Regions from separate parts of the Homo sapiens genome. Here region 2 is linked to region 1. A link is an interaction called in ENCODE POLR2A ChIA-PET data of the cell type or tissue named here. Cell type or tissue: OCI-LY7. All regions are shown on one strand. Links, peaks and the distances in the headings refer to the core of each region. The heading gives the core; the rest is flanking DNA.

The links. ChIA-PET counts read pairs that join two places held together with the same protein. Peaks named below come from ENCODE experiments on the same cell type or tissue, not always from the same donor. Only the 100,000 strongest peaks of a DNase experiment are listed, where the experiment ranks them.
Region 2: POLR2A ChIA-PET joins it to region 1 with 12 read pairs; 9 of 35 experiments call an interaction of 5 or more read pairs at or near these places.

Annotation. Positions count from the first base shown.
Region 1 is chr12:113,038,817-113,055,281 of GRCh38, forward strand. It overlaps the pseudogene RPS15AP32. Among named protein-coding and RNA genes, the nearest start is that of DTX1, 9.7 kb to the right of the region's middle. RefSeq lists a silencer at 9,993-10,112 and an enhancer at 11,181-11,350. In OCI-LY7, for the core only: a CTCF peak has its summit at 9,992 (motif pointing right); a DNase peak (open chromatin) is centred at 10,075; H3K4me3 peaks cover 745 bases; H3K27ac peaks cover 2,295 bases.
Region 2 is chr12:113,160,623-113,173,174 of GRCh38, forward strand. DDX54 (DEAD-box helicase 54) reads right to left here. Exons shown (of 20, transcript NM_024072.4): 11 at 11,731-11,941; 12 at 9,148-9,282; 13 at 5,180-5,410; 14 at 5,022-5,095; 15 at 3,445-3,663; 16 at 2,510-2,652; 17 at 2,310-2,423; 18 at 1,271-1,375; 19 at 648-760. Among named protein-coding and RNA genes, the nearest start is that of MIR7106, 7.7 kb to the left of the region's middle. In OCI-LY7, for the core only: no CTCF peak of the experiment used is centred there; no DNase peak of the experiment used is centred there; H3K27ac peaks cover 729 bases.

The DNA.
Region 1 (16,465 bases), core at 8,539-11,038:
AAAGAAAGAAAGAAAGAAAGAGAGAGAGAGAGAGAGAGAGAGAAAGAAAGAAAGAAAGAAAGAAAGAAAGAAAGAAAGAAAGAAAGAAAGAGAAAGAAAGAGAGAGAGAGAAAGAGAGAGAAAGAAAGAAAGAAAGAAAGAGAAAGAAAGAAAGAAGGGAGGGAGGGAGGGAGGAAAGAAAGAAAGAAAGAAAGAAAGAAAGAAAGAAAGAAAGAAAGGAGAAAGAAAGAAAGAGCTGTTCTCCCTTGAATGATAAGAAGCCCCCAAAGTCTTCCCACTGAGCCCTGAAGCCGGGGTGCAGCCCCCCCACCCAGGCTGGGTGCCTCCCATTGCAGTCATGCTGATTTAAGACCCAGAGAAAGACCCTCACCAACGGGGGTTACTTTCAGGACTGCCATAACAAAATACATAGACTGGGTGGCTTAGAAACTACAGAAATGTGGTGCTCATAGTTCCAGAGACTGGCAAATACAAGATCAAGGCGTCTGCAGATTTGGTGTCTGATGAAGGCCTTCTTCCTGGTTCATAGGTAGCTGCCTGGTTCATAGGTAGCTGCCTTCTCTCTGTGTCTTCATATGGCTGAAGGGGTAAGGAAGCTTTCCAGGGATCCTTTTATAAGGGCACTAATCCCATTCATGAAGTCCCCACCTGCATGACTTAATCACCTTCTCACATCACCTCCTCACACCATCACACTGTGGGTTAGGAGTTCAATGTATGAATTTAGGGGTTGAGGAGACATAGACATTCAGTCCACTGCACCAGTGCTGCCCAAAGCCTGGCAGATCTCAGCAAGACTCCTCAGCTGCAGGTTGTTAGGGGCACCCCTCTTGAGCTACAATTAATTCAGGCTGTGTTAAAATAACCTGGGCTAGGTGGCTCACCCCTGTAATCCCAGCACTTTGGGAGGCTGAGGCTGGTGGATCACCTGAGGTCAGGAGTTCAAGACCAGCCTGGCCAATATGGCGAAACCCCATCTCTACTAAAAATACAAAAATTAGCCGAGTGTGATGGTGCACGCCTTTAATCCCAGCTACTTGGGAGGCTGAGGCAGGAGAATGGCTTGGACTCAGGAGGCAGAGACTGCAGTGAGCTGAGATTGCGCCACTGCACTCTGGCCTGGGCAACAGAGTGGGACTCCATCTCAAAAAATAAAATAAAATGAAGATCCCAGTCTAATTACTGTAATACTTCAAAGCAGTGATGAGTAAAAGCAATATATTTTGAGACAGCACCAACAAGTGAAATGTAATAGGAAACTATAGGATTCTATTCATGACACAGTCAGACGCTACTCACACCATTGTGGTTTGTTGCCTATGTTCATAGTAGAAGGAAATGCTGTCTTTCAATTCACAGTTAATGAGAATAAAGATATCACTTTCCCCATCCAAGTTCAAAGGAGTCTGTGATCCCCAGGCTGAGAACCCCAGCCAAGAGATTCTTCGCTATCTTCTAGGCTAGGGTTTTGGGATCTGAATGTGTCAGGGTAATGTCTCCTGGGTCCGCCAAATCCTCAATGAATCACCCAGTTCTACCCCCATCCTTCTTTCTCAAGGGTCATCTCCCATCTCAAGATAATCCAGATACAGCCCTTCTACTCTCTGCATCTATGAATTTGACTCTTAGATTTCGCTTACTAGTGAGATCCTGCAGTGTTTTTCTTTTTGTGTTTGGCTTATTTCACTTAGCATAATGTCCTCCAAGTTCATCAAGGTTGTTGTAAATGGCAGAGTTTCCCTTTTTGGAAGGCTGAATAATCTTTGTGTATATACCACGGTTTCGTTATCCATCGTCTGCCATGAACACCTGGGTTGTTTCCGTATCTTGGTTATTGTGAATAATGATGGAATGAGCATTGGAGTGCAGCTGTCTCTAGATATCCAGATTTAGTTTCTCACCCTGAATGTTGAAACCTTAATCTCCTGCAGGGTTTATCCCAGGACCACACCCAGGATTGTCCTAGGCAAGTTCCTGTTCAAGCTTCGAGTTAGTCATCACTTCCTCCCTGAGGCCTCCCTGACTCCATGGTTTGCATTAGTGATTCCTCTGTCCCAGGCTCCACCTCCCCAACCCAGCACTGACCACCTCATCCCTGCCTCCACTGACCTAGTTCCTGGGCTGGAACTGGAGTGAGACTGACATGTGACTTTGGGAGTTAAGGCAATGGAGAGCTGGTGTTGTGAAATGGAGCAGCCCCACCGCTCTCTTGCCCTGCCACAGTGACCCCGAGGCCACGTGCTCTCTCTGGGGAAGGGCTGCCCTCCTCCTTAGAAGAGCGAGAAGCAAGCCTTGATTGTGTTTCGCCACTGCAAGTCCAGGGTTTGTCTGTTGTGGCAGCTGGCATTAAACGCCCTGGCACACTCAGACCTCAAAGCCCAAGCCTAGAAGACAGTGAAGCAACCTGGTAGATGGTAAATGATGAAATATTCTGCTTTTAATAATTTTTTTTGAGACAGAGTCTGGCTCTGTCACCCGGCTAGAGTGTAGTGGTGAGATCTCGGCTCACTGCAACCTCCACCCCCCCCGGGCTCAAGCAATTCTCATGCCTCAGCCTCCCAAGTAGCTGGGACTACAGACGTGCACCACCACACCTGGCTAATTTTTTTATTTTTAGTAAAGACTGGGTTTCACCATGTTGCTCAGGCTGGTCTCGAACTCCTGACCTCAAGTGATCCACCCACCTTGGCCTCCCAAAGTGCTGGGATTACAGGAGTAAGCCACAGCACGCGGCCAATAATGTTTTTGTTTAATTTTTTTTAAGCTAGCTAACATTAACTGAGGTCATTCTGAATTAGGTATTGTTCTAAGAACGCAACAGTCATGAAGTCATTTAATCCTCACACCCTATACCTATGGGACTGGTACCTATTATCTCACTCTCATTTACAGATGAGAAAACAGAGGCACAGAGAGGTGCAGTAACTTATCCAAGGTCACACAGCCACAAAGCATTGAAGCCAGGATTTCAACCCAGACAGTCAGACTCTGGGGCCCACATGCTCACTTCTTAACTAAGAATGGCGGCTGGGCACAATGGCTCATGCCTGTAATCCCAGAAGTTTGGGAGGCTGAGGTGGGCGGATCGCGAGGTCAGGAGATCGAGACCATCATGGCCAACATGGTGAAACCCCGTCTCTACTAAAAATACAAAAATTAGCTGGGTGTGGTGGTGTATGCCTGTAATCCCAGCTATTCTGGAGGCTGAGGTGGGAGAATCGCTTGAATCCGGGAGGCAGAGGTTGCAGTGAGCTGAGATCACGCCACTACACTTCAGCCTGGGTGACATAGCAAGACTGTCTCAAAAAAAAAAAAAAAAAAAAAAGGGCAAGTGCAGGATTCACTAAAATGCTGCCACTGAGGCATGCAACCTCAGACAGAGTTGGTCAATGACTGCAGCCCTGGTGAAGCGGGTGGGGGATTTGGGAGCAAAGGAGCAATGAAGAGGCTCAGAAGGTCTCAGCCAGTCCTCAGCCAGGTAGCCGTGATAGGCTGAATAAGGGCCCCCAAAGATGCGCACATCCTCATCCCCACACCTACACATACGGCAAAGGGGCCTTGCAGATGTGACTAAGGGTCTTGAGATGAGAGATGATCCTGGATGATCCAAGTAAGCCCAGTGTCATCACAAGGGTCTTTATAAGAGGGAGGGTCCTTCTAAGAGGAAGCAGAAGATCAGAGTGAAGAAAAAAGTGACAGCGGAAGCAGGGAAAGGGACTGGAGGGTGCTGCTGGCTGTGAAGATGAAGGTGGGGCCCTGCGCCAAGGAATAAGGGAACTGGAGCAGCCTCTAGGAGCTGGAAGAAGGCAAGGAAAAGGATTCCCCCCGAACCCTCCAGAATGAACCCAGCACCTTGACTTTAGGGCTTCTGGCCTCCGGAAATGTGGGGTAACACACCTGTGCTGTTCTAAGCTGCAAGGTTTGGTCATGTGTTCCATCGGCAAGACGAGACTCATGTGGTGACCTTGGGCAAGGCCTTTTGACTTTCTCACCTCCATTGCCTGGCTATAAAATGAGGAGAGTTGGCCATGCGCGGTGGCTCAAACCTGTAATCCCAGCACTTTGGGAGGCCATGGCGGGTGGATCACTTAAGACCAGGAGTTCAAAACCAGCCTGGCCAACATGGTGAAACCCCATCTCTACTAAAAATACAAAATTAGCCAGGCGTGGTGGCATGTGCCTGTAACGCCAGTTACTCAGGAGGCTGAAGCAGGAGAATCGCTTGAACTCAGGAGGCAGAGATTGCAGTGAGCCAAAACTGCGCCACTGCACTCCAGCCTGGGTGACAGAGCAAGACTCTATCTCAAAAAAAAAAAGAAAAAAGAAGAAAAAAATGAGGAGAGTGGTCCCTGCCTCCCTTGCCTGTGGGGAGACTTAAACAAGTTAATAAATATGTAAAGGTTTGGAAAGTGTGCTATAAAAGAGAATTGAATTTTTAAGTCCATTTCCGCATATCCTTGACCTCTTTCTGGGTGTTAGCTTTGGGACGAAGAGCCCTCCCTGCTTCCTCTCTTCCCCCACCCGCGCCATGCTGGGAAATCTACTGGTGTGTCCTCTGTGGTGTCCCCCTGCAGACTTAGCTTCTAGGTGGACGACAGATGGCTGGCCAGGTGTCAGCCACTTGGCTGGAGGCCAGGCTGGGAGGCCGTGAGACAGGATCAGATTGTCACAACCCAGAGGACAGCAGCTGGTGACGGCCACTTCCTCCACTGCCACTGGGTCACCCCACCTACCTAATAAGGTGAAGTCCCCCAGATAGCCTGTTCATCTTCAAGGGCGCTGGGCAAACCAACCATTAGCCTGACACTAAGAAGACCCAAGTCAACCCTCCACGAGTGCCTTCCTCTATGGGACCTTCATCTCTACTAAGGTTCAGGCGTCCATTTGCTCCCTCCCCAAATATTTAAACAGCATTAATTATGCACCAACACTGTTGGTTGCCTACCTAGCAGTCATTCCTCCTTTTTACCTTGCCCCCCAAATTCCACCCAGTCCCAGGGGATGTCTTGCTTGGTCTAAGCCAATCCTGGCATCCTGTGCCTCCTTGCCAGTGCACGGTCAGGAGGGACATGTGACCCAGTCTGGCCAATTAAACATAAAGAGAATTCTGCTAAGAGATTCTAGGAAGACTGTCTTTCTATTAAGAGAGAGATGCAGCCAGGCTTATACCTGTAATCCCAACGCTTTGGGAGGTCAAGGCAGGAGGATTGCTTGAGGCCAGAAGTTCCAGACCAGCCTGAGCAATATAGCCACACCCCATCTCTACAAACAAACAAAAAAATTAATTAGCTGGATGTGACGGTGCATGCCTGTAGGTCCCAGCTACTTGGGAGGCTGAGACAGGAGGATCGCTTGAACCTAGGAACTGGAGGCTGCAGTGAGCTATAATGATGCCACTGTACTCCAGCATGGACAACAGAATGAGGCCCTGTCTCTAAAGAGAAAGAGAGAGAGAGAGAGAGAGAGAGAGATGGGTCAGGAAACGAAAAGACCTTTTCAATCTTCCTTCTTCCCTTTTGCTCTGGATGCTGCTGTTTGAGGTTGTGATTTCTGGAGCTTCAGCAGCCATCTTGTGACCTTGAGATGACAATGCTAATTCTGAAATATCAACATGTCAGGGATGGAAAGCAGAAGAACTTTGATGGCTGGGATGGTTAGTTTTAAAAGTCAACTCGGATAGGCTGTAGGGCCCAGATGTTTGGTAATCATCAGTCTAGACGTTGGTGTAAAGGTATTTTTAGATATGAAACAGTAGAGTTTGAGTACAGCGATTATCCTCCATAGCATGGGTGGGTTCAGCCAATGAGTTAAAGCCTTAGGAGAAAAAGACCAAGGTCCCCGCAGGGAGAAGAAATTATCTCTCCAGACTGCTTATGACTCAAGCTGAAGCATCAGCTCTTCCCTGGGTCTCCAGCCTGTCCTGCAGATTTGGACTTGCCAGCCTCTGAAATCATGTAATTCAATTCCTAGAGAGGAGGGAGGGAGAGAGGGAGGGAGAAAGGAAGGAAGGAAGAAAGGGAGGGAAGAGAAGGGAATGGAAGGGAAGGGAAGGGAAGGGAAGGGAAGGGAAGGGAAGGGAGGGAGTGTGGGAAAAAGAAAAGAAGGAAAGAAGGAGGGAAGGAGGGAGGGAGGAAGGAAGGAAAGGAAGGGAAGGGAGGGAGTGTGGGAAAAAGAAAGGAAAGAAGGAGGGAAGGAGGGAGGGAGGAAGGAAGGGAAGGGAAGGGAGGGAGGGAAGGATGGAGGGGGGAAAAGGAAGGAGGAGGGGGAGTGGGGGAAGGAGGGAGGAAGGAAAGAAGGAAAGGGGAAAGAGGAAGAAAGGAAAGAATGGAGGAAGCAAGGGAGGGAGAAAGGAAAGAAGAAAGGAGGAAGAAGGAAGGAAGGAAGGAAGCTACAGAGAGAGAGAGATACACATTTTATTGGTTCTGATTCTCTGGAAAACCCTGACCCATATAATGGCTTTGGGATGGGATGGCGGGGGGATGCTCCTGACCTAAGGACTCCTCATGAAGAATAAGAGTGTCCTCATGGTCTAAGCCTCTCTAAGTTGGGTTTTCTGTTATTTGCAGCCCAAGCATCCTGGTTAGTGCACCTGCTCTATCATTTCTATTGCTGCTTGAAAAGCCACCCCAAAACTAAGTGACTAAAGGCAACAACCAGGTATTATCTCTCATAAATCTACAGGTCAGCCAAGCAGGTGTGCCAGTCTTAGCTGGGCTCACTTATGCCTCTGCCTCGACAGGCATGTTGGTTGAGATAGATGGTCTAGCACCATCTATGTGCTAGGCATGATCCTGGATTTTTTATTTATTTATTTTGCTATCAATAAAGGACACTATTGGGACAATTGGCAAAATACAAATAACAGCTATAGATTAGGTCATTGTATTTTGATTACCTGATTGTGATCATTGTACTGTGGTCAGGTAAAAGAATTTCCTTATATTAGGGAATACATATATTGAAGCACTAGGGGGTATAGTGGTATAGTGTATGCAGTTCATCCTCAAATGTTTCAGAAAATTTTATATATCCATGTATTGTGTTTGTGTGTGTGTGTGTGTGTGTGTGTGTGTATACAGAGAGAGAGAGAGAAAAGAAGCAGGAGGAGGAGGAAGAAGAAGAGGAGGAGGAAGAAGAGGAGGAGGAGAAGGGGGAGGAGGAGGAAGAGGAAGAAATCAAATATAAGGTTAACATTTGAGGAATCCAGGTGAAAGGTATAAAGAATTTATTGTACTCTTTGTAAGTTCTCTATAAGCTCCCAAATTAATTTAAAATAAAATTTTTAACAAAAAAAAAAAAAAAAAGGAAAGGAGCCAGGGTTCAAACTTGATTTGGGGCTTTCCGTAGGAGACCAGGGTTACACACTGACTCCTAGGGTCCCAGAGTTCATCTCAGGTCAATCTGAGGCTCTCTCAAACTCAACTAAAACATCCTCAACAAAAACAGCATGAGGATGAAGCCCTTTAGCCAGGAGAATTATGGCGGTGATGCTTTCACTGAAGCAAAGGTTGTCGCCCTCATTTTTACTTTGGGGGAATTTAGATTTTGGTAGGTAGGATTTTCTTTAGCCATCAGTGCCCATAGGAAGGCAGAATAGGATATTGGGTTAGAATCCTGGTTGTACCATTTAGTTGCCATATGACTTTGAACAAACAAATTGAGTTTTCCATGTCTCGGTTTCCTCATCTGTAAAATGAAGAACTTAATAGTAGACATCACATAGGGTTGTTATGGATTAAATCCATTAAAATGTCTGTAAGGAGCTGGGGACAGTGCCAGTCACAGGAGTAATGCTCTGTAATTGCTACTTGTCATCATCACCACCATCATCACCAAGATTAATAGGATTTCCATTAGGATTCTTGACTTTAGAGTCAAGAAATCCAACTTGGAGCCAGTGATGCATGCAGCACTTACTCATTGGTGACACTGAGTTAGTTACTTGTCCCATCAAACCACAGTGTCCTTATCTGTAAAATGGGAATGATACTAACCACTGGGCATGTGACATATTCAGCCTGGTGTTGGGCACACAGGAGGCCTCATTGGTGGCTGGGAGAAAAACTACCTGGAAAACCCACTCAGATGGCTACTATTATTTTAATAAAAGAAAAGAAAGAAAATAACAAGTGTTGGTGAGGATGTAGAAACATTGGAACCCTGTGTACTCTCGGTGGGCCTGTAAAATGCTCTGGGAACAGTATGACAGTTCCTCAAAAATTAAAAATAGAATTACTATATTGTATTCACTCTGGCTGCCATAAGAAAATATCAGGCCGGGTGTGGTGGCTCACACCTGTAATCCCGGCACTTTGGGGGGCCAAGGTGAGTGGATCACCTGAGGTGAGGAGTTCAAGACCAGCCTGGCCAACATGGCAAAACCCTATCTCTACTAAAAATACAAAAAATTAGCCGGGCGTGTTGGCGTGCACCCGTAGTCCCAGCTACCTGATAGGCTGAGGTAGGAGAATCGCTTGAACCCGGGGGGTGGAGGTTGCAGTGAACCAAGGTTGCACCACTTCACTCCAGCCTGGGAGACAAAGCAAGGCTGTCAAAAAATAAAGAAAGAAAGAGAGAGAGGGAGGGAGGGAGGGAGGGAGGAAGGAAGGAAGGAAGGAAGGAAGGAAGGAAGGAAGGAAGGAGAAAGAAGGACAGAGAGAGAAAGAAAGAAAGAAAGAAAGAAAGAAAGAAAGAAAGAAAGAAAGAAAGAAAGAAAAGAAAAGAAAAGAGAAAAGAAAATATCATAGACTGGTGGCTTAAACAACAGAAATTTACTTCCGACAGTTCTGGAGGCTGGAAGTTTGGGATCAGGGTGCCAGCATGGTCTGGTTCTTGTGAGACCCCCATCCCTGGCTTACAGGCTGCTGTCTTCTTGATACTCCCTCACACAGCCATTCCTCATTGCCTGTATGCACAGGGAAGGAGAAAGAGAGATCCCTGTCTCTCCTCTTCTTATAAGGCTACCCATTTTTATCAAGTTAGTACTCCATCCTTATGACCCCTTTTGATTTTTTTTTCTTTTGAAAAGGAGTCTCACTCTGTCACCCAGGCTGGAGTGCAGTGGCGCGATCTTGGCTCACTGCAACCTCTCTCTCCAGGGTTCAAGGGATTCTCTTGCCTCAGCCTCCGGAGAAGCTGGCACTACAGGAGCGTGCCACCACACCTGGCTAATTTTTGTATTTTTAGTAGAGACGAGGTTTCACCATGTTGGTCCAGCCTGGTCTCGAATCCTGACCTCAAGTGATCTATCCATCTCTGCCTCCCAAAGTGCTGAGATTACAGGCGTGAGCCACAGCGCCCAGCCCCTTATGATCTTAATTACCTCCTAAAAGCCCTATCTCCAAATACAGTCACATTGCAGGTGAGGGCTTCAACATATGAAAAGGGGAGCGGGGAGTTCAGTCTAGCACATATGATCCAGCAATCTCGCTTCTGGGGATACACCCAAAAGAAGTGACAACAAAGTCTGGAAGAGATATTTGTACACCCATACTCATAACAGCTCTATTCACAATGACCAACAGGTAGAAGCAACTCAAGGGTCCACTGACAGATGAACAGATAACAAATAGATAACAAAATGTGGTCTATACCTACAGTGGAATATGCTTCGCCCTAAATAGGAAGAGAATCCCGACACAGCTACAACATGGGGAAACCTTGAGGACATTACGCTCAGTGAAATAAGCCAGGCACAAAAAGGCAAACACTGCATGCTTCCACTTATAGGAGGTACTGGACTAGTCAAGTTCTTAGAGACAGAAAGTAGAACAGTGGGTGCTACAGCCTGGAGGGAGGGGAAAATGGGAAAATTCTTGTTTAAAGGGTACAGTTTCAGTTTTGCAAGATGAAAAAGTACAGAAATCGGTTGTAAGACAATGTGTATATGCTTAACACTTAGCTTAGATAGAATTGAGATGGTAAATTTTATGGTATGCATGTTTACTGCAACAAAAAAATTAAAAATAAATTATCTGGAAATGTCTCCAGCATTAGAACGAGGGACCAAAATAGACCACTAGGGGGCGTTCTATACACACGCTCCCATTTCATTTCCCGGCCCTGCCTGCTGGACTCAGGCGGTTGATTTGTACAGGGAGGAAAAGGTCTAGGGTTCCTCTCTCTTTTCTGCTCCCCCCACCCTTCCCCAAATGAACCAGCTCTGCATAAGCAACACACACACACACACACACACACACACACACACAAACACACCTCCCCCCAACTCCCTCTCTTAGTCCCCTAGCCACACTAAACTTCCACCACACCCCAGGCCACACTAACTCTAAACCCCGTTCTTTCTCTGGGTTCCTTCTCTCCACGTTGGAGACACAGCGAATTCCAGATTGAGTGTTCCCACTTCGCCTGGCTGCTCATAGGCCTTCTCGATGGCCCAGGAGCTGGGGAAGAGAGGACAGGAGGCAAGGACCCACCCACCCACACTATAAAGGAGAGAAACTGTGGTCCCCAAAGACAAAGGGACACCACAATGGAAATAGATCAGACACCTCATATCCCAGGTGCAAGAGCTCCGAGGTCAGCCAGACCTGGGGTTTTCAGGCTCAAATACTCACTGTGTATGCCACAACCTCTACTGCCTCAGTTTCCCCACCTGTAAAATCTGTAATAATGCCTGTCAGAGTTGTTGGGAGGATTAAAAGAGCATAATAAGGTGGCTCAGGGTTGTAATCCCAGCACTTTGGGATGCCGAGGTGGATCACTTAAGGTCAGGAGTTTGAGAACAGCCTGGCCAACATGGTGAAACCCTGTCTCTACTAAACATACAAAAATTAGCCAGGCATGGTGGCTCATGCCTGTAATCCCAGCTACTTGGGAGGCTGAGGCAAGAGAATCACTTGAACCTGGGTGGAGGAAGTTGCAGTGAGCTGAGATCATGCCACTGCACTCCAGTCTGAGTGACAGAGCGAGACCCTGTCTCAAAAGAAAAGAAGAGTGTAATAAAATCCCTGTACCTAGAAATCACTCCATGAATGGGCTAACTGCTATTCCATACCCCTTAGCCGATGCCGCCTGGGTCCCCTTCCATCTCCCAGGGGCTTCTGCTGTGCGAGCACCAACCCTCCAGTTTGCAGTTTCTCTTAAGAAATCTTTCTTGAAGAAACTCACACCATGATCTTCTGGCCACAGGGCCAGTGATTTCACCAGGTAGGACTCACTGGCTTACAAGTAATAGAAACCCCATTAAACCACCTCAAGGAAACTGGGGTGCCTCATGGAACCTAAGGAAAAGTTGAATAGCCAGTCGCTGGGAAGAACCCCTTGGGAAACGCAGGAAACATTCTCCCTCTCTTCTCCCCCGTGTCTCCATCTCTCTCCCTCCCTACGCCTGCTTCTCACATGGCTGCACTCACTTCCTCCAGCCCACTGACCTCCCTGCCATTCCTACAGCATGTCAAGCACCCTGCCACCTAGCGGCCTTCGTACCTGCTGTGCCCTCTACCCAGTACCCTCTTCCTCAGATCTCCCCTTATTCGCTACTCTCCTTCAAGTCATGGCTCAGATGTCACCTGGGTAGTACCTTCCCTGACAAGCTGATTAAAGTTGCAACCCCAGTCTGGACAACATGGCCAAACCCCGTCTCTACAAAATATACAAAAATTAGCCAGGTGTGGTGGTGCACACCTGTAGTCCTAGCTACTTGGGAGGCTGAGATGGAAGGGTCAATTGAGCAAGTGAGGTTGAGGCTGCAGTGAGTTGTGATTGTGCCTCTGCACTCCAGCCTGGGCAACAGAGCAAGACCCTGTCTCAAAAACAGAAAAAACGGCAATCATATCTCCACCCTGAGCACGATCTGGATGATCTAGCCCCTCCCTGCTTACTCGCTTATTTCTTTAATCTTGGTCCACAAAAAAGGGGGTTAATAATGCTCTCATCAGCTTTTAATTAACTGGTTAATTTTAAGAATGGCTGGGCACAGTGGCTCACACCTGTAATCCCGGCACTTTGGGAGGCCAAGGCAGGAGGATCACTTGAGCCCAGGAGTTCAAGACCAGCCTGGGCAACAAAGGGAGACCTTGTCTCTACAAAAATAAAATGAAATAATTAAGTATGGTGGTACATTTCCGTAGCCCCAGCTGAGGCAGGAGAATTGCTTGAGCCCAGGAACTGGAGGCTGCAGAGTGCTGTGATCGCACCACTGCACTGAAACCTGAGCGATCGAGCGAGACCCTGTCTCTTGAAAAAGAAGAAGAATGTAATAAACACCTGTGAAACCACTACCCAAACAAAAGCTAGGATCTTGACAGTGATTTACATCTTACCATATGGCCCCCCAACCTGTGGCGCCACGTTGCCCTCTTAATCCTCATCCTAAATCCTGTATTTATTCTTCCCTTGTTTCCCTTCATACAGTTTATTATCGCATATGTGTGCCCATAATTTTAGTTGCCGTTGACTTTATAAAAAGGGAATCATGTTTATGTAACAGGACATTTTTCATTGAATATTCTATTTCAAAGATCCATCCATATTACGGCGTGTGGCTGTATAGTTCCTTCGTATTGAGTGCTGCGTAATATTTCATCGTGGGAATTAAACCATAATTTATTCATTTGTTCTCTCCAGATGGGCATTTGGGTTATTTCCCAGCTTTGACCACTGTGAACAGAGCTGCTATAAACATCCTTCTATGGGACTCCTGCTGTGAATGGGCAAGAATTTCTCCAAGGTCCATACTCCAGAGTAGAATTGCTGGACCATGGGGTGTATATGTGCTTAACTATCAGAGATAAAGCCGGGCTGTTTTCCAACATGGTTGCACCAAGTCACGTCCCCACCAGTAATGTCTAAGAGGGCTTAATTTTTCTCCACTGCACTTACATTACAAGATGCACTCTATATTTGTGCATTTATTTACTTTTTCTCTCCTGCCACCTAGAAGGTCAGCTTCTAGGAGAGCAAGCGTTTTATGTCTTTTATTCATCATTGTATCTTCAGTGCCTAGAATGGTATCTGGCACATAGCAGGTGCTCAGTAAACATCATCTGATTAGATGAATAAATGGATGGCTCTAAATGGGCCCTAAAAGCTCGCAATATCACATATGATTAGCCCAACTACCTAGAGACAGGTTGACAACCATCTCTCAGTTTTAATCCCTTAAATCCAGGGAAAGAACCATTGGCCAAAGCCTACAAATACCTGGACCCCCCAGCCAACTACATCAGTTTCTGAGGGTGGGGCTTGGACATGGGTAATTTGTATGCACTCTGCAGGAGATTCTCACATGAATCCAGGGTGGGACCCAGTGCTCTGGGGTGGGGAGGGCGTTCATCTCACCATCTCGCCCATAGATGCTCAAGCTGCTTTCAACTCCGGCTGTATGTGAATTTCAGAGCAAGACCCTGGGATGAATCTGTGCTCACCTGGAACCAGCCTCTGCCTGGTGATGGGGAGACACTGCTCCCAGGAACCATGACCTGCACACATGGCCACGAGAGCAGTGCCCACCTTAACCTTGGGCCTGCAGACCCTCCTCGCTAAGCAAAGCCGGCTGTGGATGTCACCCTTCTGAGGCTTCTCCAATTCTACTGCCCATTCTCAGCAGGCAGCAAAAGACCTTTCACCACTCGCACCCCACCAGTGTCCTACAGGCCCAAGGAACACTCTGACTTCCAGGGGCCCCATTTCAGTCCCCAGAGACACCCAAACAGTCCTTCTCACTCTGTTTCCTGTTTTCCACTTAAACTTTTTCTCAACTGCTGAAGGGGAGGTCACAGCTGGTCTGCACAGAAGAATGTAGAGGGCTGGAGAGAAGGGCTCAAAAAAGCCTAACTCACTCGGCTCCACAGGCTGGGGACAGGGGTGGCATGTGTCTCCCAGGGCTCATACCCTAATGCACATGCCCCTAATACGGTCTTCAGTGTTACTCATCTTGTTTTGTGTCCCCTTCCAGACTCTCCTGTACCTAGACCAGGGCTGGACATACAGTAGGTACTCAATAAAGTCTAGTTAATTCCAGGCTCTTTCCAACACAAATCAAATCACATCAAATTTTTAGTAATTCCCATGACTCTTAGAATAAAATTGCAAACCCACACTGGGTCTTATAAGGCCCTGCATGGTAGCTCTGCCTCTTCTGGCCCCAGGCTCACCCCTCTTCTTTCTCAGTGGTTACTTGGTCTCCTTTCTGTTGCTTTAACACACCAAGCGCTTTCCCACCTCTGGGCCTTTGCACATCCCTGTTTCCTCTGATTTAATCATTCCCCCTCCTACCCCACTCAGCCACATTAAGACCTATGAATCCTTCAGGGAGTGGCTGAAACATCAACTCCTCTGAAAAGCCCTCCCTGATTCCTTAGACCTGATAAGACCCCTGTTAGATGTCCTCACGATATCCTGTACTTTTCCCTCATAGTCTTTGCAAAAGTTTGGAATTAGACTTTGTGTGATTCTTGATTCATGTCCGACTTCCTCACTAGACTCTGAGACCCAGGAGGGCAGGGACCATGCTGCTGGTGTCAGCTCTCTATCTCAGCACGTAGCCCAGTGCCTGGCACATAGGAGGGCATCTGGTATTTTTTGGATGAATGGATGGATGGATGGATGGATGAATAAGTGGATAAGAGGAAGGAAGGGGCCGGGTGCGGTGACTCATGCCTGTAATCCCAGCACTTCGGGAGGCCAAGGCAGGTGGATCATGAGGTCAGGAGATCAAGACCATCCTGGCCAACATGGTGAAACCCCATCTCTACTAAAAATATAAAAATTAGCTGGGCGTGGTGGCACGTGCCTCTAATTGCAGCTACTTGGGAGGCTGAGGCAGGAGAATCACTTGAACCAGGGAGTCAGAGGTTTCAGTGAGCTGAGATTGCGCCACTGTGCTCCAGCCTGGTGACAGAGCAAGATTCCATCTTAAAAAAATAAAAATAAAAAGAGGAAGGAAGGAAGGAAGGGAGAGATGGAGGAAGGGAAGCAAGGAAGGTGGGAAATTTCATACATGAATGTATAGATGAATGGATGAATAAATGGATAGATGGATTGATGGATGGATGATGGGTGGGTGGGTGTATGGATGAATGGATGATGGATGAGTGGGTGGATGGGTGAATGACTGGATGGATGGGTGGGTGGGTGGGTGGGTGGGTGGATGGATGGGTGGAATGGATGGATGGAGGATGGGTGGATAGATGAATGGATAGACGGGTGGATGGATAAGTGGATGGTGGATGGCAGAACAAAAAAAATGAGTTGGTCTCTTTCTGCCATCTTTCTGAGCTGCTATAATGGTGCATGTGAACGTCCTGGCCAGTGTTCTCAATAGCATCAACATGCTGAGAAGAGAAGCAAATACCAGGTTGTTTTAGGTTGTGTTCCAAAATCATCATCTAGTTTCTAAGTGTGATGATGAAGTTTAGTTTACATCAGTGAATTTGCAATCATCAATAATCACAGAGCTAGAAAAATCACTGTGGACCTCACAGGCAGGTTAAACAAGTGTACAGTGACAAGCCCCAGTTTGATGTGCAACTCAAAGATCTAGAAAAATGGTACCCCTATCCCCTTTGGTTTCATTGTCCTGACAACCTCAGCTGGTATCAGGGATTGCAAGGAAGCAAGACAAAAATACACAGGAGGGAAAATCCTGGGATTGTTTTTCTAGGGATGTAATAAATTCATATGAATAAAATGCCTCAATGGACCAAAAAAAAAAAAACAGTTCATGATTGATTGCTTTTGCTTTTGTCCTATTGACTTCCCCATTGGTATCTGAGCCATCCCTCCCATGAATTGTGGGCTCCTTGGTGGCCAAATTCCTTCCCTCTCCTTGGAATTCTTTTCTCCCCAAGTTCCCTGGGAGCAGAGTGTTGCATTCCCAGATGTTCCAAACCCAGTTGAGAGGGGCCATTAAGGGCCACTCTGCACCAGATCCTCAGCTGGGTGCCATCCAGTAGTCACTCAACAAACACAGAGGCAGCATGGTGCTATGGGAGGTGCAAAAGCATTTGGGACTCAGACCCTAGCTCTGCCACTTACTCCTTGTGGGAACTTGGGTAAGCTACTTAGCCTTTCTGAGCTTCAGGAGGTTTTTTGTTTCCTTGTGTAAAATGAGGACAACATTACCTTCCTTGTGGGGCAGTTATGAAGAGTAGTAAGTATTATTTAAGTGCCTGGCACATAATAGGCACTCAGTAAATGACACCCTTATGTAATGGGGCACCAGCCACACCACACCAAGATGAATATGATGGCTATCTCACTCTAGCAGGGACAGATTTCATTTAAGAGGCTAATTGTGATACAGGGTGTCATGTCAAGGTATGGGCAAAGGAACACAGAGGAAGATGGGGTGAATTCAGGAAAGGCTTCCTGGAGGAGGTGACATTTAATCAGACCTTAAATAGCATTCGACAGGAAGTCCAGAGACACGAGTTCTTCTTTCCAATTTGCTGCTAAATCACCATGCGACCTTGAGCCAATCTCTTCTCCACTGTGGGATCCCCAG
Region 2 (12,552 bases), core at 7,307-9,806, 120 kb after region 1:
GGTCCAAGTCCTCAGATGACCAAATGTACCACTTGCCAACCCACATTTCAAGGAAGTATCTTCCTCAACATCCCCTGTGATCGCCTCCTCCCAGAACCAAAGCTGCTTCTGACTGCGTCTTTGGTGACATGAACTTCCCCACAGCATTGCTAAAAAGAACGTCACTCCTAAGGATGCCACAGGGAATCAATTCATGCTCACTGTCAGGTCGAACCACATGCAAATGCCATTTTTGCAGGTGAAAATGGCCTGCATTTGCACAAGGTTCCACCTCCCGGGTTCTCTAGGATTTTACACAATCGGCTTAATTAGGTGAACAGGGCATCTACCAGAAGTTATCCCTGTAGCTTCATCTGTGAAGTGGAAGGGGGTCGGGGACAAGGCACCTGAGGGGCATGGCACTTCCCAGCGCCTGTCAGGCGGTGCTCGTGACCATCAGAGGCCGGGACAGTAGGAAGGGGGAAACTGTGGGTGTGGGGGTTGGGTGGGGGGGATCATGGAGGGACCCAGGGTTTTGGCAGCATACCCCAACACACCCAGCTCTGGGGCTCTGCAGTAGCCCCTGCACCTGTGCCTCAGCGTTACCCTAATCTGACCACAACTGCTCTGCCTACCTGTGCACCCACACTCCCCACCCTGGCTCTCACCTTGGCCACGGTCTCGCTTCCCACCTCTTCGCTCTGGGCCTCGCCGGTCAGATGCCCCTTCTTCGTCCGAGTCACGATCATCAATTTTCTGTTTCTGTTTCCACTTCTGATAGCTGGGAAACCTCGTTAAGGAAGCTGCGTGAAGCCCCTGGGATGGGAGAAGGCTCCTCCCCACACTGCCCCAGCAGACAGAGTTCCGTTATCCCAGCCGCAGCTGAAGCTGCTCGGCCCCGCCCCCAGCACACAGGTCCCACTTATTGGAGATGCTGTTGCTGAAGCTGCTCGGCCCCGCCCCCAGCACCAGGTCCCACTTATTGGAGATGCCGCTGCTGAAGCTGCTGGGCCCGCCCCCAGCACAGGCCCCACTTACTGGAGATGCTGCTGCTGAAGCTGCTGGGCCCCGCCCCCAGCACAGGTCCCACTAGTTCGAGATGCTGCTGCTGAAGCTGCTCGGCCCCGCCCCCAGCACCAGGTCCCATCTATTGGAGATGCGGCTGCTTAAGCCGCTCAGCCCCGCCCCCTCCTCCCCGCCCCCGCCCCCGCCCCCAGGTTCCACTTAATTGAAGCTGCTCCTGCTGAAGCTCCTCGGCCCCGCCCCTCCCCAGCCACGCCCCTCAGGATACAGGTCTCGCTTGTAGGAGCTGCTGATGTAGCGGCCGCTCTCTGTCTTAATCTTCTTCTTGTCTTCCTGTCCTGACTGTCCCACAAACCGCTTCTTCTTACGGTCCCTGCAGGAGAGGGAGTTGGGACGGCTGCCGTGGAGGGAAACCCTTGGAGTGCCGGCTGCCGCTTGGGGCCTGTCTCCTCACCCGACCCTCTTGTCAGGTTGTTGGAGCATTAAAGGAAAGCAGTGCAGCCATGTCTGGCATGCAGTTGGCGCTCAATAAAGGCTTCTTCCCTATCCCTCCTCACCTCTCCCTGCAGTCCAGGTCTCAAAAGGGAGTGCGGAGGTCAGAGGACTGCCGCCAGCACTGGGGCCTGGCTCAGGGACAAGGGCCTCCTGGAGGGTTTCCAATCCCCTCCCCCTACCCAGCTGTGACCCTGGGTTGAGTCACATACACTCTCCAGACGCTAGAGTCCTGAACGAATGGGTCCTGAGCCCTGTCTAGAAAGACTTGCCAGCAAAAAGAATAGACGGGGTCAAGATCTCTGTGGTGTGTGATCAAATCAAGGGGACAGCACAGCCAGGGGCCATCACACCTGCTGTGAGTGGTCACATGGGGGACAGCCAGGCCATAATCTGGGCTGTGCAGGATCAGATGGGAGTGAGGACTTCAGGGAGCTCACCCTGCCTGCTGGCATGGAGGGCAGCTCACTCGATCACTCACCCTGGGCCTGGAGGGGTGGCTCACTCGCTCACTCACCCCAGGGAATGGAGGGGCGGCTCACTCGCTCACTCACTTCAGGGAATGGAGGTAGGGGAGGCTCACTCGCTCACTCACCCCAGGCATGGAGGGGCAGCTCACTCTCTCACTCACCCTGGGCCTGGAGGGGCAGCTCACTCGATCACTCACCCCGGGCATGGAGGGGCGGCTCACTCACTCACTCACCCCGGGCATGGAGGGAGGGGCGGCTCACTCGATCACTCACCCCAGGCACGGAGGAGCAGCTCACTCGGTCACTCACCCCGAGCATGGAGGGGCGGCTCACTCGATCACTCACCACTTGAGCTGCTGCCGGCCCCTCGTCAGGTTCTGGGCTTCATCCCCCATCAAGTCCAGGACAGCGCCAGCTGCCTGCTGCTCAAAGGCTCCCCCTTCCCCGCTGATGCTCAGGCTGCAGAGGGAGAGTGGGAGACATAATTGGATTGATGGGACCCAGCGGACCCAACTGCCCCACCCAGGACCCAGCCAGCCACTCACCCCCGCTCGCTGTCAAAGTCCTTGGGCCGGTAGGGGATGTAGAATTCCTGGTCCCGCTGCCGGGCCTCCTCCCTCCGCCTCTTGGCTCCCCTGTTGGGTCCTGACCGCTGCCGCTTCCGGCCCACGACCTCTGAGAAAATGTCCTGGCAGAGCACAGACCAAGGCCCAGTGTCATGCCTGCTGCCCCCTGGGGACTTCCCCCTGCCTCCCTACCCACCAGCCTGGCCACAGTGAGGGGCCAGTGGCTTCTCGGGGACTTTCAAAGCTTCATTTTGCCATTTCTTAGCTGGGTGACAGTGTCTCCTGTGGGACCCTCAGTTTCCTCATCTGCACACACAGTGCAACCCCTGCCTCAGGGACCAGCAGAGGCAGGACAGCTGGGTGAGGAGGAGAGTGCCGGCCGAGGGAGACCCAACTCCCCATTCCAGCTCCGCACCCCAGGCTATGTGACAGCCGGCCCTGCCCCTCTCTGCGCCTGGCCTGCTCTGAACAACATGGACTAGGCCAGGGGTCTCCAACTGGTCTTCTTGGCTACTGAACCCTCTGTCCAAACAAAACATGAGAGAGGGACATCCTGGGGGACGCACAGGCCCAGGACCCACCCACCAGGTGAATGGGACACTTCATGGTCCTCCCTCTGAGTGGAGACCTACACGTCTCACTGCAGAAGCCCTGATGTGTTTGGTGGCTGGTGATGCCCCGGACCCCACTGAGGGTGTCATGTCGTGCACAGCTCCTCAGGCTAAAGATCTGGCCCCAGAGTTTTAAACGAGGGATGGTGGACAAGAACCATGCCCCGACTCTGCAGATGGGAAGCTGACTGCATCCACCTCCATCCACTGCTCAAAGATCCTAGGACAGCCTCATGGGCTGCTGGGACTTAGCCACCCCTTCCCCATACCCCAGGTCCAGGGTCCCCAGGGTGGAACCTGTACCTCCACACTCTCTCCCGCCTCCTCCTCCTCCTCCTTCTCAGGCTGCTTCTCCTGCAGTGCTGGGCGGCTCGGGGCTGGGCCCACTGGGCCCTCCTGCTGCTCCTGCCGCCCCTGCTGTCCCTGCTGGAAGCGGGCGATGGCCTTGCGGTCCTTCTGCCGCTTGGCGCGCATCACCTGGCTGCACAGGTCTCGGCTGGAGGCGTTGATCTCAAAGATAGTCTGTGGAGGGGACACCCAGTCCTTTGCCCACTGGCCTCCTACTCCTAACCCCACCCTTACCACTTGGTGGGCTTCCTATGGGCGTTCTTCCCCAAGTCTTCCCCAGTGTCCATTATCTGCACTTCACAATTAGATAGACAGACCCAGACCAGGCGCAGTGGCTCATGCCTGTAATCCCAGCACTTGAGGAGGCTGAGGCGGGTGGATCACTTGAGGTCAGGAGTTCGAGACTAGCCTGGCCAACACGGCGAAACCCCATCTCTGCTAAAAATACAAAAATTAGCTAGGTGTGGTGGTGGGCACCTGTAGTCCCAGCTACTTAGGAGGCTGAGGCAGGAGAATCACTTGAACCCAGAAGGCAGAGGTTGCAGTGAGCCGAGATTGCACCACTGCACCCCAGCCTGGGTAACAGAGCGAGACTCCATCTCAAAAACAAAACCAAACAAAAACACAGAGAGACCCAGGCCAGGCACCGTGGCTCACGCCTGTAATCTCAGCACTTTGGGAGGCTGAGGCAAGAGGATCACCTGAGCCCAGGGGTCTGAGAGCAGCCTAGGCAACATGACCTCATCTCTACAAAAAATAAAAAAAAATAGCTGGGTGTGGTGGCATGCACCTGTAGTCCCAGCTACTCAGGAGGCTGAGATAGGAGGATCGTTTGAGCCCAGGAGGTCAAGGCTGCAGTGAGCCATGATTGCACCACTGCACTCCAGCCTGGGTGACAAAGCAAGACCCTGTTTCAAAAACAAACAAACAAAAACCCAGAGAGGGTGAGTAACCAGCCCATGGTCACATGCTAGGAAAAGGCATAGCTTGTCAACCCAAGTCCATTTGACTTCAAAACCGGTGCTCTTAAACATGACACTCTCTCCAGCTCCTCTCCTGATCCTAGCTGGCTGGCAGGCTTACTCACTCCTCAGTAGGTCTTTCCTTTTGTGCATCCCCTTCCATATGCACAAGATGGGGTGCCTAATGGGAGTCAACAGTTGGGAAGGAGGGAAAGAAGCTCAGGAAAGCCAGCTCTTCAGGCCTCTAACAGACCAGAAGCATGTCACTTCCCCTTGTGAGCCATCTGTAAGTGCTAGGGAATGGCTGCCCCATAGGACCTGCTGTGAGCCAGCAGGGATGGTTCCAGAACAAGGTGCATCTCAAGAGAGGTTGTCAGAGCCAAGGCTGCAGGTTAAGAAGCTATAAGAAGCTCAGATGAAAATCCCTGCTGGGGTCCTGCTGGGGGTCAGGAGTGCAATCTGAGTCCTGGCACCACCGTTGTCACTGTGTGACCCCAGGCCACAGGCCATCTGTCTCTGGGCTCCACAGAGCCAGGACTCAGAGCGTGGTCTCCACCCGGCCCCACTCACCGCCCGGGAGCGGTAGTTCTTTATGCTGTCCACCAGCCTCAGCCGCTGCAGCTCCTCCTCCTCAAAACGCGAGCCTGGTAGGAAAGCAGCAAGGTGTGAGGCTGTGGGTGGGGTCAGCAAGGCCCACCTGCCACCCCCTGCCTTGTAGAAGGACTCACTGAAGAGGGGGTGCAGGCCCAGCCCCACAAGGTCCATCTCCTTGGCCCTCTTGATGGACTCAGGCGAGGGCGCCGGGCGTGAGCGCACATACTGCTGCTGGGCGTTATCAGCAACGCGGGCCAGGCCCCGTAGCTCCAGCGATGCCTCCAGGGTGCTCTGCAGACCACTGTCCTCCTCGTCCACCACACTCTGTGGCACCCGACCCAGCATGCCATCCACACCGGCCACACCTGCACCCCACACAGCACCTTGTCAGAGGTCTTTCAGCCTGGCCCGCCTGTCCACTGCCCGACCACCACTCTTGGGCCTCACCCTGGCCCCTGAATCACAGGTAAATGGCTACAAAATAATCACTGCAAAGAACACCAGCACTCAGGGAGGAGCTAGAGAGCCAGACACTTGAATACACTGACAGGGGTCAACAAACTGCGGCCGGCCGGCCAGCTGCCTGCTGCTTCTGGAAATAGCTCTACGGGAGCACAGCTCACTACTTGCTTACGCATGGTCTCCAGCTGTTTTTGCACTACAAGGCCAGGGTTGAAGAGCCACCCTGGATCACACAGCCCACAGAGCCTAGAATATGTACTATCCGGCTCTAAAAAAAAAAAACTTTGTTGGCCGGGTGCGGTGGCTCATGCCTATAATCTCAGAGTTCCGGGAGGCTGAGGCAGGAGGATCACTTGAGGCCAGGAATTGGAGACCAGCCTGAGCAATGTAGTGACACTCCATGTCTACAATAAATTTTAAAATTAGCCGGGCATGGTGGTGTGCCCCTGTAGTCTCTCAACTACTCAGGGGGTGAGACAGGAGGATCGCTTGAGCCTGGGAGCTCACGGCTGCAGTGAGCCGTGATGGTGCCACTGCACTCCAGCCTGGGTGACAGAACAAGACTTTGTCTCTCTTAAAAACAAAAAAACAAAAACAAAAAACAAACAACAGCAACTTTGCTGACTCCAGCATTAGAAATTCAATTTCCACAGCAACCCTGTTCTATAGATAAGAAAACTGAGGCTCAGCGAGGTTCAATTACTACCAGGACTGTCAAATGAGTCAGTTGCAGAGACAGGATTCAATCTAGGCAGAGTCCATACTAACAACAGCAATACTTATGGTAATAAGTAACAGCAACAGTTAAGAGCAGAGGATGCCGGGGACAGAGGCTTCCTATGTGTAAGCACTGTGCTGAGTCCATCATCATCATCTCCTTTACCTCACACCAAACCTATGAGGAAAGTACCTGTTTTCTTTTGTCGTCATGTTCTAACTTTTTACTACAAAATATATACAACAGTAAGCCAAGCATGGTGGCTCACACCTGTAACCCCAGCACTTTGGAAGCCAAGGCAGGAGGATCGCTTGAGTGCAGGAGTTCAATACCAGCCTGGGCAACATAGTGATACCCCATCTCTACAAAAAATTAAAAAATTATCCAGGCATGGTGGCACCTGCCTGTATTCCCAGCTCCTCAAGAGGCTGAGGTGGAAGGATTGCTTGAGCCTAGGAGGTCAAGGGCGCAGTGAGCTGTGATCGTGCCACTATACTCTAGCCTGGGTGACAGAGTGAGCCCCTCTCAAAAAATAAAATAAAATGAAATAAAATAAAAAAGCAAAACAACAAAAGAAAAACAAAAAGCTGAGGGAAGAGCATGATGGACCTCATGGGCCCATCACCCAGCGTTAATTACCAACATTTGGCCAATCTTGCAAGAAAGGCCCTGATGAGTCCCTTTTAGAGAGGAGGAAACTGAGGCTCCTGGAGGTTTAGAGATTTGCCAAGGGGCACGTGGTAAGGGTCAGGGTCGGAAACCGAACCCTGCACTGGGTCAGGAGCCTGCCCTCTTCCCATCTCTCCAGATTAAGCAGGTGCTGGGCCCTGCTGACCCCTGGCTAGCTCTGGAGCAAATGCAGGATGTCTCTCCCTAAAAGCTAACTGCACCGGGGGTGGTTTCTGCCTGGACATTGGGGGAGGCTCCTTCCCTCCCTCTGCCCCTCCCACGCCCATGCACAGCTCTCAACCCAGGAGGCTGCAGATCTGTAGAGCCTGTACGGGGCTGCGTGCTGCCTCTGGCCCTGGGCGCAGGGTCCATTTCCTCCTGCTCCTGCCTGTCACTGGGCCCCTGGGGCTGCCAGGTGGGGCTGTGCTTGCACCTCCCTCCCTTGGCCCTTGCACTCTCAGCTTTGCCCCCAGGAAAATGCTTTGAAATGCCCTTTAGGCGCCCCTTCCAATTCACCCCTGCGTGGCGCCCGACTGAGGCCTCCACCTCCAGTGACTGCACAGGCCGCCCCCCACCCCGGCCAGGCCCCGCAGCCCTTTCCTGTGCCCTTGCATCTGACCCCAGACTTTCTGCTATGGTGTCTGCTTTCCAGCCGCCTCCAGGCATGGGCTGGGACACTGCAGGGCCACATGGTCACCTGAGGGGGCCGTGGCCTGGACAGAGACCACCACTGGCAGCCAAGAGTGAACAGCCGAGGCAGAGGGGGCCCGGAGCTCTGAGGGCTGCGCTCTCTGCTGACCACTGGCTAGGCTGTCCGGAGGAAGCCGCCTCAGCTCTCTGAGCTTGAGTCTTGGGCCTCTGGGGGGGCCTGAATCTCAGCTCCCCACCTCCCTGCTGTGTGCATGCGGGTAGGCCTGTCAGAGCCGTTCTCTCATCTGTGAAGCAGAGGTGATGACAGCCCTCCCTCTAGCACAGATGGACAAATGAGACAAGATGTGTCCAGGGCCCGGGAACCAGCAGGACTGCAGGTGGAGGCCCATAGTTGGAGGCCCACAGATGGAGGCCATGGTGATTGCTATTGTCTGTCCCATGCATTCCCATTCTAGGATGTATACAGAAATGTCCTGTGGGCGGCTGGGCACAGTGGCTCACGCCTGTAATTCCAGCACTTTGGGAGGCCGAGGCGGGCAGATCACCTGAGATCAGAAGTTCAAGACCAGCGTGGCCAACATGGTGAAACCCTGTCTCTACTAAAAATACAAAATTAGCTGGGCGTGGTTGTGTGTGCCTGCAGTCCCAGCTACTCGGGAGGCTGAGGCAGGAGAATCGCTTGAACCCAGGATGCGGAGGTTGTGGTGAGCCAAGATTGCACCACTGCACTCCAGCCTGGGCAACAAGAGCGAAACTCTGTCTCAATAAATAAATTAAAAATGTCCTGTGGGCTTGGTCTGAATGAGCCTCAGCCTCTCTTTCCCTCCGCTGCGCTCCCCTGAAAACTCATCAAGTATAGGGTCACACACTAGATGCCTGCAGGGGCTGGGCAGGCCACACTGACAGGAAGGGGAGGCAGGCAGGGGCTGCAGGGGACCAGGAAGCCTGTCTAATGGGGGTGCCACAGCTTAGCACCCAGATCCAACTGTTTCCCAGTAGATACCAGAAATCTGGATTGTTGTGGGAAATCCTGAGTTTAAAATAGAGGGATTAGCCAGGCATAGTGGCTTGCTTGAGCCCAGGAGTTGGAAGTTGCAGCGAGCCATGATCGCACCACTGCACTCCAGCCTGAGCAAGAGTAAGACCCCGTCTCGTTAAAAAATAGAAGGAATCAGCCGGGCGCAGTGACTCACACCTGTAATCCCAGCACTTTGGGAGGTGGGCGAATCACTTGAGGTCAGGAGTTCGAGATCAGCCTGGCCAACATGGTGAAACCTTGTCTCTACTAAAAATACAATAAAAAATTTGCCAGGCGTGGTGGCGGGCATCTATAGTCCCAGCTACTCGGGAGGCTGAGGCAAGAGAATGGCTTGAACCTGGGAGGCAGAGGTTGCTGTGAGCCAAGATCACACCACTGCACCCCAGCCTGGGCAACAGAGCGAGGCTCTGTCTCAAAAAATAAACAAAACAAATAAAATACAATAAAATAAATAAAAGGAATCATCTTCTGCTGGGGTCAAACCCAGCCCTACCTCCTCCCACAGCCAAAACAGGGCCCATGAACTCCACGGGGACCCCTATCCCCACCCAGCCTCCACTCACCTGAGGGCTCCTTGAGGGGTCGGGCGAGGGTGAGGGAGCGGCCCAGGAACAGGTGCAGATCCAGCAGGTAGGGGATTTCATCAGGGGCCACCAAGGAGTAGGCTGTGCCACTTCGGCCAGCCCGAGCCACACGGCCTGCAGCAAGGAGACGTTCAAGCTTAATTAAGCAAAGAAGGACCCGGACCCAGCATGAGTTCCACAGGCCAGACCCTGAGCAGGTGAGCCTGGCCAAGCCTCGAACCTCACACGGCTGCTGTCCCCACCTACGCACAGGGAAGTTTAATCCCGGTCCCTAGGTTGATCTGTGAGAGTGTGCCCAAGCTGACACAGTGCTCTGGGAGACTAGCAAAAATACAGCAAGGCCCTGCTCATGAGCATGATCAAAACTCTTCAGTGTCCCCACTTTTGAGAATTCCCCGCAAAGATGTAAAGATTCACACACAAGGAGGTTTAGTGTGGCCCTGACTAGGACAGCCCCAAGTTGGAAACTAAAGTCTCAAGGGTAGAGGACTAGATAAGTGAATTAGCTGATGGCCACACAGTGGGAATTAAACAGCTCAGGAAAAGAGTGGGCAAACTGCAGCCTACAGGGCCAGGCTGGTGGCTCACGCCTGTAATCACAGCACTTTGAGGGGCTGAGGTGGGAGAATCACTTGAGGCCAGGAGTTCGAGAACAGCCTGGGCAAAATAGCAAGACCCCATGTCTACAAAAAACGAAAATTAGCCAGATGTGATGGTGTGTGCCTGTAGCCCTAAGTACTTGGGAGGCTGAGCTGGGAGGATTGCTTGAATCTGGGAGTTCAAGCTTACAGTGAGCTATGATCATGCCACAGCACTAGAGCCCAAGCAACAGAGTGAGATCCCGGCCCCCTGCTTGTCTGTGTAAATAAAGATTTATTGGAACACAGCCACACTCATTTGTTTATATATTATCTATATAAATGAATAGGCAGCAGTCACACGACAGCAGCAGAGATGAACAGTTATGACAGAGACAGTATGGTCCACAAAGCCTAACGTTTCATGTCTAGCCCCTTACAGAAAAGATGTGCCAACCCATCACAGAATGACATTTCATAGTAAACGAAAAACATTCGTGATGTATGGTGATGTAAAAAGAAAAAAACAAAAAGCCAGTTATAAAAAAGAACACCCAATATGATTGCAATTTTGCATGAAGTACCTAAATCACTACATAGCATTATATTTTGGTTTGTCTCTGTATCTTGGGAAAACAAGGTGTTATGACATTTGGAGATTTCATTTGAGGTTGTCTGACCGGCACTGTTGGTCTTGTGAGGCACAAGAAATTCCCTTTGGGGGCGTCCTGGGGACCTCCCTAGGGACATGCAGAACCAGCTCTCCACACAGCAACAGAAACTAGGGGACAGCAGACAGCAACAAGGGGGAAGTGCACCCACCACATGACACTTATGAATTAAAAGAAGGCAAAGAAAGTAGAATAACAGTTACCAGGGGCTGCGGGAGGGGAATAAGGAGATTTTGTCTGACGGATAGAGCTTCAATTTTGCAAGATGGAAAAGTTCTGGGGCCAAGCATGGTGGCTCACGCCTGTAATCACAGCACTTTGGGAGGCTGAGGCAGATGCATCACTTGAGGTTAGGAGTTCAAGACCACCTTGGCCAACATGGTGAAACCCCTGTCTCTACTAAAAACACAAAAAATTAGCTGGGCCTGGTGGCGAGCACCTGTAATCCCAGCTACTCGGGAGGCTGATGCAAGAGAATAGCTAGAACCTGGGAGGTGAAGGTTGCAGTGAGCCGAGATCACACCCCTGCACTCCAGCCTGGGGTACAAAGCAAGACTCTCAAAAAAAAAAAAAAAAGTTTTGGGGACAGATGGTGGTGACAGTTGCACAATGGGAACAGACTCAATGCCACTCCACTGCACACTGGGAAATGGCAAAATGCTGAATTGCATGCTATGTCTACTTTACCACAACTTAAAATAGAAACATCAGAAGAATGGACACACACCAAAATGACGGCCATGTCATCAGAGAGCAATGGGGGACAGTGATCTCTGAAATGAGACCACAGCTGTTCCGTGACTTACGAAGGGCTGCGTCTCAATAAACCCAATAGCCGTCAAAAACACACGCACGGCACCTAACCCACTAAACATCGCAGCTCAGCCAGCCTGCCTTGAGCATGCTCCAAATACTTCCATTAGCCTACCCTTGGGCAAAATCATCCCACACATAGCCGATTTTAAAATAAAGTGTTGAGTATCTCATGTAACTTATTGAATACTGTACTGAAAGAAAAAAATAGAACAGCTGTATGGGTGCTATTGTAAAGTCAAAAAAACCATAAGCTGAATAATTGGGTTGTTTTTTTTTTTTGGTTTTTTTGAGACAAGATCTTGCTCCGTCACCCAGGCTGGATCGCAGTGGCACGATCGCGAGTTTGAGACCAGCTTAAGCAATATAGCGAGGCTCTGTCTCTAAAACAAGGCCCACAGCCACCCCATGTGCAGTGTCAAGAGTTAAGCCTTGTACCCTCGGCTTCTGCCAGGATCCGGCACCCCTGCCTGCCCCAGGGCCAGCCACGGGCTGCTTACCCACGCGGTGCAGGAAGAGTTTGCCCTTGGCGGGGAAGCTGTAGTTGATGACATTGTCCAGCAGCGGGATGTCCAGGCCTCGGGCGGCCAGGTCAGTCACAATGAGAGTGGAGCACTTGCCAAGCGTGAATTTGGCGAGATTGATCTTGCGGGCTGTCGGGTCTAGGGCACTGTAGATGTGGGCGCAGCTCACCCGCTGGGTCGTCAGCAGCTGCTCAGAGCAAAGATGGTAGCAAAGTGAGAAGGAGACTTGGAGGAGAAAGGAAAGGAAGCCAGACCATGGCGGGGGACGGGCACTGAGGTGCAGAGACAAGACCACGGGTTCTGGAGTCTGGCACCCTTGGTCTGAATCCCAGCTTGCTGGGTGATGCCAGTTTGGGGAGGAATGGAGCTTACAACACCTCCCACCTCTCTGCAGGGTTGTCTGAGGATCAGAGATGATGTGTGCAGAGGGCCCTCTCAGGGAAGCTGCAAATGCCACCTCAGTGCACAAGCCTTATCCGGATTCTGCTACAAACAAGCTGTGTGACCTTGGGCAAGTTACCAAACTTTTCTATGCCTCATTTTCCTCATCTGTACGAATAACTGCCCCTTCTTTGTGCCTTATTATGAGGATCACATGAGTCAGTATATACAGTGCTGAGAACAGAGTCTCAACATGGAACACTCATGAGAGTGCTAGCTGTTCTTTACAGATTACTATTTAAACTGGGCATGGTGGCTCACGCCTGTAATCCAGCATTTCGGGAAACCAAGGCTGGAAAATCACTTGAGACCAGAAACTCGAGACTAGCCTGGGTAACACAGCAAGACACCATCTCT